Regions from separate parts of the Homo sapiens genome. Here region 2 is linked to region 1. Evidence: read pairs that join two places in POLR2A ChIA-PET (ENCODE). Cell type or tissue: CD4-positive, alpha-beta T cell. All regions are shown on one strand. Links, peaks and the distances in the headings refer to the core of each region. The heading gives the core; the rest is flanking DNA.

What was found. ChIA-PET counts read pairs that join two places held together with the same protein. Peaks named below come from ENCODE experiments on the same cell type or tissue, not always from the same donor. Only the 100,000 strongest peaks of a DNase experiment are listed, where the experiment ranks them.
Region 2: POLR2A ChIA-PET joins it to region 1 with 5 read pairs; 10 of 35 experiments call an interaction of 5 or more read pairs at or near these places.

The regions. Positions count from the first base shown.
Region 1 is chr2:61,441,279-61,445,670 of GRCh38, forward strand. All of the region lies in intron 1 of USP34 (ubiquitin specific peptidase 34), which reads right to left. Among named protein-coding and RNA genes, the nearest start is that of SNORA70B, 26 kb to the left of the region's middle. In CD4-positive, alpha-beta T cell, for the core only: no CTCF peak of the experiment used is centred there; a DNase peak (open chromatin) is centred at 2,493.
Region 2 is chr2:61,502,274-61,506,665 of GRCh38, forward strand. XPO1 (exportin 1) reads right to left here. Exons shown (of 25, transcript NM_003400.4): 5 at 1-37. Among named protein-coding and RNA genes, the nearest start is that of USP34-DT, 33 kb to the left of the region's middle. In CD4-positive, alpha-beta T cell, for the core only: no CTCF peak of the experiment used is centred there; no DNase peak of the experiment used is centred there.

The sequences.
Region 1 (4,392 bases), core at 206-4,205:
ACATGGGTCCCACCACACCCAGGCTCTGCCCTTTGGAATTAAAGTCACCCAGGCAGGTTAAACCTCTTATACTTTCTGCGCCCCACCTCCCAGCCCCTGTAATGAGAAAGGCAGTAAATTTTGGAGCTTTATGGAGTCCCTGCCCTTCCTGAAAAGGTGGCTGCAGAGAGACTAGAGCTGGTTGGGGGAAGAGATGTCAGGAGGCCTCCTCTGGAGCCCAGGGCCACACAGCTCCCAAAGCCCCAGTCTCCCTCTCTGGGGCTAGAGGTGCCCCTGTGTCCCTGTAACTTCTGCTCGGCCACTCGGCTGCCCAGCCTAGGGCTGCTCCTGCCACCACTCAACAGGCACAGAAATGCGTAAGTGCCAAAAAAAAAAATTAACCAGGCATCTTGATGCATGCCTGTAGTCCCAGATACTTGAGAGGGTGAGGTGGGAGAATCAACTGTGCTCAGGTCAAGGCTGCAGTGAGCTGTGATGGTACCACTGAACTACAGCCTGGGCAACAGAGAGAGAGACTGCATTACAAAAAAAAAAAAAGAAAAAAGAAAAGAAAAGAAAAAAAAAAAAGGAAGAAAAAAGAAAAGACCTAAAAATATATATTGAAAGCTGTAGTAACCAAAACAGCATGGTACTGACATAAGAACAGATACATAAACCAACGGAACAGAACAGAGTGCCCAGAAGTTAATACACGTATCTACAGTCAACTGATTTTTGACAAAGGTGCCAAGAATGTTCACTGGGGAAAGGACAGTCTCTCCAATGAATGGTGCTAGGAAAACTGGACATCCATAGGCACAACAATGAAACTATACCCTCACTCCTCTACATAAACAATCAACTCAAAATGGCTCAAAGAACTAACAAAACTATAAGACTACTAGAACAAAACAGGGGAAATGCTTCAGGACATCGGTCTGGGAAAAGATTTTATGAATAAAGACTTCAAAAGCACAGGCAACAAACAACAAATGGAATTATGTCAAACTACAAAACTTCTGTATAGCAAAGGCAAAAATCAACAGAGTAAAAAAAGACAACCTACAGAATGAGACAAACTATACGCAAATTACTCATCTGAGGGGATTAACATCAAGAATTTACAAGGAACTCAAACATCTTAACAGCAAAAAAAAAAAAAAAGAAAAAATCCAATTAAAAATGCACACACAATGTGAATAGACATTTCTCAAAGATTATATACAAATGGCCAACAAATATGTGAAAAAAATGTTCAACATCACTAACCATCAGGAAAATGCAAATCAAAACCACAATGAAGTATCTTACCCCAGTTAGGATAGCTATTATCAAAAACACAAAAAATAACAAATGCTGGCAAGGATGCACAGAAAAGGGAACTCTTATACAGTGTTAGTGGGAACGTAAACTAGCACAGCCACTATAGAGAACAGTATCAAAGCTCCTCAAAAAACTACAAACACGACTACCATATAATCCAGCAATCCCACTGCTAGGCATTTATCCAAAGGAAAGGAAAACACTGTATCAGAGACGTCTGCATTCCCACGATTACAGCACTATTCACAGTAGCCAAGATACAAAATCAACCTACGTGTTCAACGATAGATGAATGGATAAACAAAATGTGATGTGTGTACACACACACACACACACACACACACACACACACACAGAGGAATATTATACATCCATTAAAAATAATGAAATCCTGTCATTTGCAGCAACATACATGGAACTGGAGGACATTATCTTATGTGAAATAAGCCAGGAGCAGAAAGTTAAACACCATAAGTTCTTACTCATGTGGAAGCTAAAAAAAGGTTCATCTCATGTAAGTAAAAAGTAGAACAGAGGATACAAGAAGGTGGAAAGGACAGGGGAAAGGGAAGAATAGGGAGAGATTTGTGAAAGGATAAAAATTACAGCTAGATAGGAGGAATAAGTTCCAGTGTTCTACATAACTGTGAAATGACTACAGTTAACAATAATACATTATATAGATTCAAATAGCTACAAAGAGGCCACAGAAGGTTCCCAATGCAAAAAAGGGATAAATGTTTGAGATGAATACACTAATTACCCTGATCTGATCACTATATATGTATCAACACATCACTATATGATGAAATTTTGCATAAAAAAATCACTACATATCCCATAAACACGTACAATTATTACGTCAATTAAAATAAATTTTTTAAAAAGCTATCTTCCTGCCAGCAGATGTGTTAAAAAAAAAAAAACTATCAAGACATGAAAATACATAAAGAACATTTAAATTCCTATTACTAAATGAAAGAAACCAATCTTAACTGGCAACATACTGTATGATTTCAACTATGTGATGTAGTAGGAAAGGCAGAACTATGGAGACAGTAAAAAGATCAGCAGTTGCCAGTGATTAGTGGGGAGGAAGGAATGAATGGGTAGGGCACACAGGATTTTAGGGTAGTGAAACTACTTTGTACGACACTGTACTGGTGGATATGTTATTACACATTTGTCAAACCCCAACAGTGAACCCTAATGTGGACTATGGACTTTGAGTCATAATGATATGTTAACGTAGATTCACCAAGTGTAACAAATGTACCACTCACTCTGGTGTCAGATGTTGATAATGGAGGAGGCTTCGTGTGTGGGGAGTCAGGTGGCATACCGGAAATATCTGCACCTTATGCTCAATTTTGGTGTGAACTAAAAACTGCTGTAAAAAAATAATGCTGACCAGGCAAGGTGGCTCATGCCTGTAACCCTAGCACTCTGGGAGGCGAAAGCAGGACTGCTTCAGCATGGGCAACATACGGAGACTTCATTGCTAAAAATATAAATAAATAAAATTGTAGGTATGGTGGGGCATGCATGCCTGTAGTCCCAGCTACTCAGGAGGCTGAGGTGGGAGGATCACTTGGGCCCAGAAGGTCAAGGTGACAAGATTCTGCCACTGCACTCCAGCCTGGGTGACAGAGCAAAACCCTGTCCCAAAAATAAAATCTATTAAAAAGAAAAAACTCAAAAGCCTAAGAATTAAAATATACAATAACAGAAATTAAAATTGATAGATGGCTTTAATACAGATTAAACAAGACTGAGAAATCGAAAAAGGAAGATGGGTCAAAGAAAATATCCAGACTGCAGTATGAAGACACAAAAGCCAAAAGGATAAAAATATAGAAGAAAGCAAAAGAGAGAAGGAAGATCAAAAGGTGATGAAAGACAGACTGAGGCAGTGACTACATTTGAAAAAATAATGGCTAAGTACTTCTAAAATAAATTTTTAAAAAACTCACATTCAAGAAGCACTATGAATCCCAATAAATACAAAATCAGATGCGGACTTGTCATAGTTAACTACTGAAGACAAAAACAAAGAAAATCTTAAAACTGAGCAAATGATGCACATTAAAGGGCTAGGGTGGGAGGGCCAGCTTTTTCACGGGCTACCTGAATGACATGCCTAGTCAAACAAATCCCCTGAGCCCTATGCAAATCAGACATTGCCTCCTCCAGCCTCTGCATATATACCTGGCAGGTGTCCACCGCACGTGGAGACCTCCTTTTTTGGCTTTGGAGCACCCCCTCCGTCTCTGTACAGGGGAGCCTCTTCCTTCTGCCTTATCGTTTCTTTCTTGCCTATTAAACTCTGTTCCTTAACACCAAAAAAAAAAAAAAACTGAGCAAGTGAGGAAAAAACTTATCTTCAAAGAAGTAACAGTAAAACCGATAGGTGATTTCTCTGTATAAACAATGGAAGCCAGGGGACAATGGAATGATTGGTTTGAAGAAGCAATAGTAACTGCCAACTTGTAATTCATTATCCTACTTCAGTGTTAGCCTAAAAATGAACTTTAGAAAACAAGCAAACACTGAAAAAAAAATTTGTCAACAGCAGAACCACACTAAACACACACACACAAAAAAATGCTAAGAGAAAAAACTGTCAACAGCAGAACCACACTAAAAAAAAAAAAAAAAAAAAAAAAAAATGCTGGCCGGGCCCGGTGGCTCACACCTGTAATCCCAGCACTTTGGGAGGCCGAGGCGGGCGGATCACAAGGTCAGGAGATCAAGACCATCCTGGCTAACACAGTGAAACCCCATCTCTACGAAAAATACAAAAAGTTAGCGGGGCGTGGTGGCAAGCACCTGTAGTCCCAGCTACTCAGGAGGCTGAGGCAGGAGAATGGCATGAACCCGGGAGGCAGAGTTTGCAGTGAGCCGAGATTGCGCCACTGCACTCCAGCCTGGGCAACAGATCGAGACTCCGTCTCAAAAAAAAAAAAAAAAAATTGCTAAGAGAAAAATGATCCCGGATGAAAGCCAAGAGACACAAAAAAGAAGAGCAACAGAAAGAGTAAATGTGGGTAAATCTAAATTAACATAAACTGTATAAAATAATAATAATGT
Region 2 (4,392 bases), core at 329-4,328, 61 kb after region 1:
GTCTTGATAATGAGGCCAACAACGTATTTTTTTATTCCTATTAAAAAAATTGCACGTAATAAAAAAATTGTTGAGCTCTTTTGTAGCATGCAAATAAATTTTGAGAACTAATTAATGTGGGAATGGAAAGACTAAGTAAAATCAGTTAATATACTCTAATCCTGTCACCAGTATTGGCATTTTAAAAAAATTCCGGCCCGGTGCGGTGGCTCACGCTTGTAATCCCAGCAATTCTTTGGGAGGCTGAGGTGGGTGGATCACCTGAGGCCAGGAATTCGAGACCAGCATGACCAACATGGTGAAACCCTGTCTCTACTAAAAATACAAAAATTAACTGGGCGTGGTGGCGGGTGCCTGTAATCCCAGCTACTCGGGAGGCTGAGGCAGGGGAATCACTTGAATCCGGGAGGTGGAGGTTGCAGTGAGCAGACATCACGTCATTGCACTCCAGCCTGGGCAACAGAGCAAGACTTAAAAAAAAAAAATCAATGAATTTAATGTGCTATTCATATTTTTAAAGATGGGATCTGGCATTGTTGCCCAGGTTGGTCTTAAACTCATAGACTCAAGTGATCCTCCTGCCTGGGCCTCCCAAAGTGCTGGAATTACAGGAACAAGCCAACAAGCCCAGCCTATAACAAACTGCTATTCCAGTTTCTTTCATCCTGATTTGGTTCCATGTGTTTCTTTTCTTTTTTTTTTTTTTTTTTGAGACGGAGTCCTGTTATGTCACACACACTGGAGTGCAGTGGCACAATCTTGGCTCCCTGCAACCTCTGCCTCCCAGGTTCAAGTGATTCTCCTGCCTCAGGCTCCCGAGTACAGGCATCAACCACCATGCCTGGCTAATTTTTGTATTTTCAATAAGAGACAAGGTTTCACCATGTTGGCCAGGCTGATCTTGAACTCCTGACCTCAAGTGATCCGCCCTCCTCGGCCTCCCAAAGTGCTGGGATTATAGGTGTGAGCTACTGCACCCGGCCTTTTCTTTCTTTTTTTTGGAGACAGTCTTGCTCTGTTGCCCAGGCTGGAGTGCAGAGGTGCAATCTTGGTTCACTGCAACCTCCGCCTCCACCTCCTGGGTTCAAGCAATTGTCCTGCCTCAGCATCCTGAGCAGCTGGGATTACAGGCACGCACCACCACATCCAGCTACTATTTTTTTTTTTTTGAGACAGAATCTCGCTCTGTCGCCCAGGCTGGAGTGCAGTGGCGCGATCTCGCCTCACTGCAAGCTCCACCTCCTGGGTTCACGCCATTCTCATGCCTCAGCCTCCCAAGTAGCTGGGACTACAGGCGCCCGCCACCATGCTCGGCTATTTTTTTGTATTTTTAGTAGAGATGGGGTTTCACCGTGTTAGCCAGGATGGTCTCGATCTCCTGACCTCGTGATCTGCCTGCCTCGGCCTCCCAAAGTGCTGGGATTACAGGCGTGAGCCACTGCGCCCAGCACACCCAGCTACTTTTTGTATTTTTATAGAGACATGTTTTCACCATGTTGGCTAGGCTGGTCTGAAACTCCTGACCTCAAGTAATCCACCTGCCTTGGCCTCCCAGACTGCTGGGATTATAGGCATGAGCCACCAGGCCTGGCCCAAACTTCTAACCCATAAAAATTTATTGATGGCTTGGGCACAGTGGCTTACTCCTGTAATCCCAGCACTTTGGAAGGATGAAGCCGGTGGATCGCTTGAGGCCTAGAGGCGGAGGCTGCAGTGAACGGAGATCATGCCACTGCACTCCAGCCTGGGCAACAGAGCGAACTCTTGTCTCAAAAATGAATTAATATACGTGTTATTATTTTCCACTATACATTAATTGCAACATTAAGCTCATATTAGAAATACAACATTAACTTCACACACACAATGTTAAAAAAAAGAGGGAAGTTTAGGAAAAAGTTTTCATTTCAAATGCTCTTTACTTATGGATCTCTTCATAGTAAAACCTACTCTTTAAACAGTTAAGACATGATACTCATATCCTTGATTTTAATTTGCATCATGTAGAATTTGCTGAGCATCTACTATAGGTTCCATTCTCCAAAATCACAGGGTTCAAGAGTGTTGCAGAATGTTAAATTCTGAGAACATTTTTAAAGGAAAAGTAGTGTGGTACACCTATATTGAAACACTAAAAGGATATGAAGTAGCAACCCTAATTGAACAAATTACTATTTCCTACTACGTAAAATTAACAATTACAAATACTCTCACATCTGTTCACTTTACGCTTTGTCACCAAATCAGTTAAATTATGAAGATTTTTCATTTTCATAGCGTTCAGATTTTTGGAAAAGCAGTTAAAGGTTGTAGAGCTGTATGTTCCAAGCCTCATCTGGCATATATAGAACTGAGTGAAATTTTCGTTGAAAAGAAAAATAAAAAATTTAGTCATTAGCATTAGCAGGAAACTGACAACCTGAAGGCAGCAAAATGCTTGTGAGATTGTATAACTATGAGCTAATGTATTAAATTCACTTTCAAACTATGGTTCTTCAATGGCACTTAATTATATAATTTTTATTAACTATGACAACACTAGCCATTTCCCACAATATCCCAAATAAAAAATTTCTGTAACAGTAATTATGGACTTTCCTAATTACGAAAAAAATATTACTAATGCAGTAAAGCAACGTAATACATGTAAGAGAAATCTAATGGTGTTAAGTGTCAATATGCATAGTAACATTTATGCTACAAATACATAAAATGAATAGGGAAATGGAAAATATATTTTTTACATTTTGTTTTAGAGGCAGGGTCTTGGTCTGTTGCCCACACTAGAATGCAGTGGTGCCATCACAGCTCACTGCAGCCTTGAACTTCTGGACTCAAGCGATCCTCCTGCCTCAGCTAGCTGACTAGCTGGGACCACAGGTGCTTAGCACCGTGCCTGGCTGATTTTTCCTGGTCTCATTGTTGCTGGGGCTGGCCTTGAACTCCAAACCTCAAGCAATCCTCCTGCCTTGGCCACATTTTATGTTGGGATTACAGGCCTGACCCACCATACCCAGCCTAATACTATTTTTAAAAACAAAAAGTAGGAAATCAATTTTCCTTTTAAATGAACACTAAATTATAAGAATTAACTTGGGTAATCTATGCAACATTCTCACTTTTTTTTTTTTTTTTTGAGATGGAGTCTTCCTCTGTCTTCCAGGCTGGAGTGCAGTGGTGTGATCTAGGCTCACTGACACGGCCGCCTCCTGGGTTCAAGTGATTCTCCTGCCTCAGCCTCCTGAGTACCCTGGACTACAAGTAGATGCCACTATGTCTGGCTACTTTTTTTGTATTTTTTTTTTGAGACAGAGCCTCACTGTACCCCAGATTGGTGTGCAGTGGCGTGATCTCAGCTCACTGCAACCTCTGCCTTCCAGGTTTAAGCGATTATCCTGCCTCAGCATCCCAAAGTGCTGAGATTACAGACGTGAGCCACCGCACCTGGCTTTTTTTTGTATTTTCACTAGAGATGGGGTTTCACCATTTTGGCCAGGCCATCTCGAACTCCTGACTTCAGGTGATCCGCCCACCTCGGCCTCCCGAAGTGCTGGGATTACATGAGCCACCGCGCCTGGCTGATTCTGACTCTTATACTGTATATATTTTACTTCAAACTACTTTCCATATGTCCTTAATGCTCACTACATCTAATCAAAAATTCCGATAGTACTAACCCTTTTGTTCCTTACAGATTATTATCAATAAAACCCCCATGGCCAGGTACAGTGGCCCTAGAAACTGTGATTGCCTAGTACAAGGATTATTTGATCAAGTACCATTGTTCATTCCCCAAATCCCTTCCTCAAGGCTTGCCAAATAAATAAATAAATAAATAAATGCAGGTCAATTAAGAATAGCATTCCAGCCGGACGGATGGCTCACGCCTGTAATCCCAACACTCTGGAAGGCCGAGGCAGGCAGATCACTTGAGGTCAGGAGTTCCAGACCAGCCTGGCCAACATGGTGAAACCCTGTCTCTAATAAAAATACAACAAAATTAGCCAGGCATGGTGGCACGCGCCTATAATCCCAGCTACTCAGGAGGCTGAGGCATGAGAATCATTTGAACCCAGGAAATGGACAATGCAGTGAGCTGAGATCGCGCCACTGCACTCAAGCCTGGGTGACAGAGCAAGACTCCGTCTCAAAAACAACAACAAAAAATTCCAACTGTAGGCCAGGAGCAGTGGCTCATGCCTGTAATCCCAGCTACCTGGGAAGCTGAGGCAGGAGAAACGCTTGAACCCAGGAGCCAGAGGTTGCTCTGAGCCAAGATCGTGCCACTGCACTCCAGTCTGGGCGACAGAGCAAGATTCCGTCTCAAAAAAAAAAAAAAAAATCCAATGTTAAACTGCACTTAAAAATAAATTAGTACACTCAAGCCTGGGC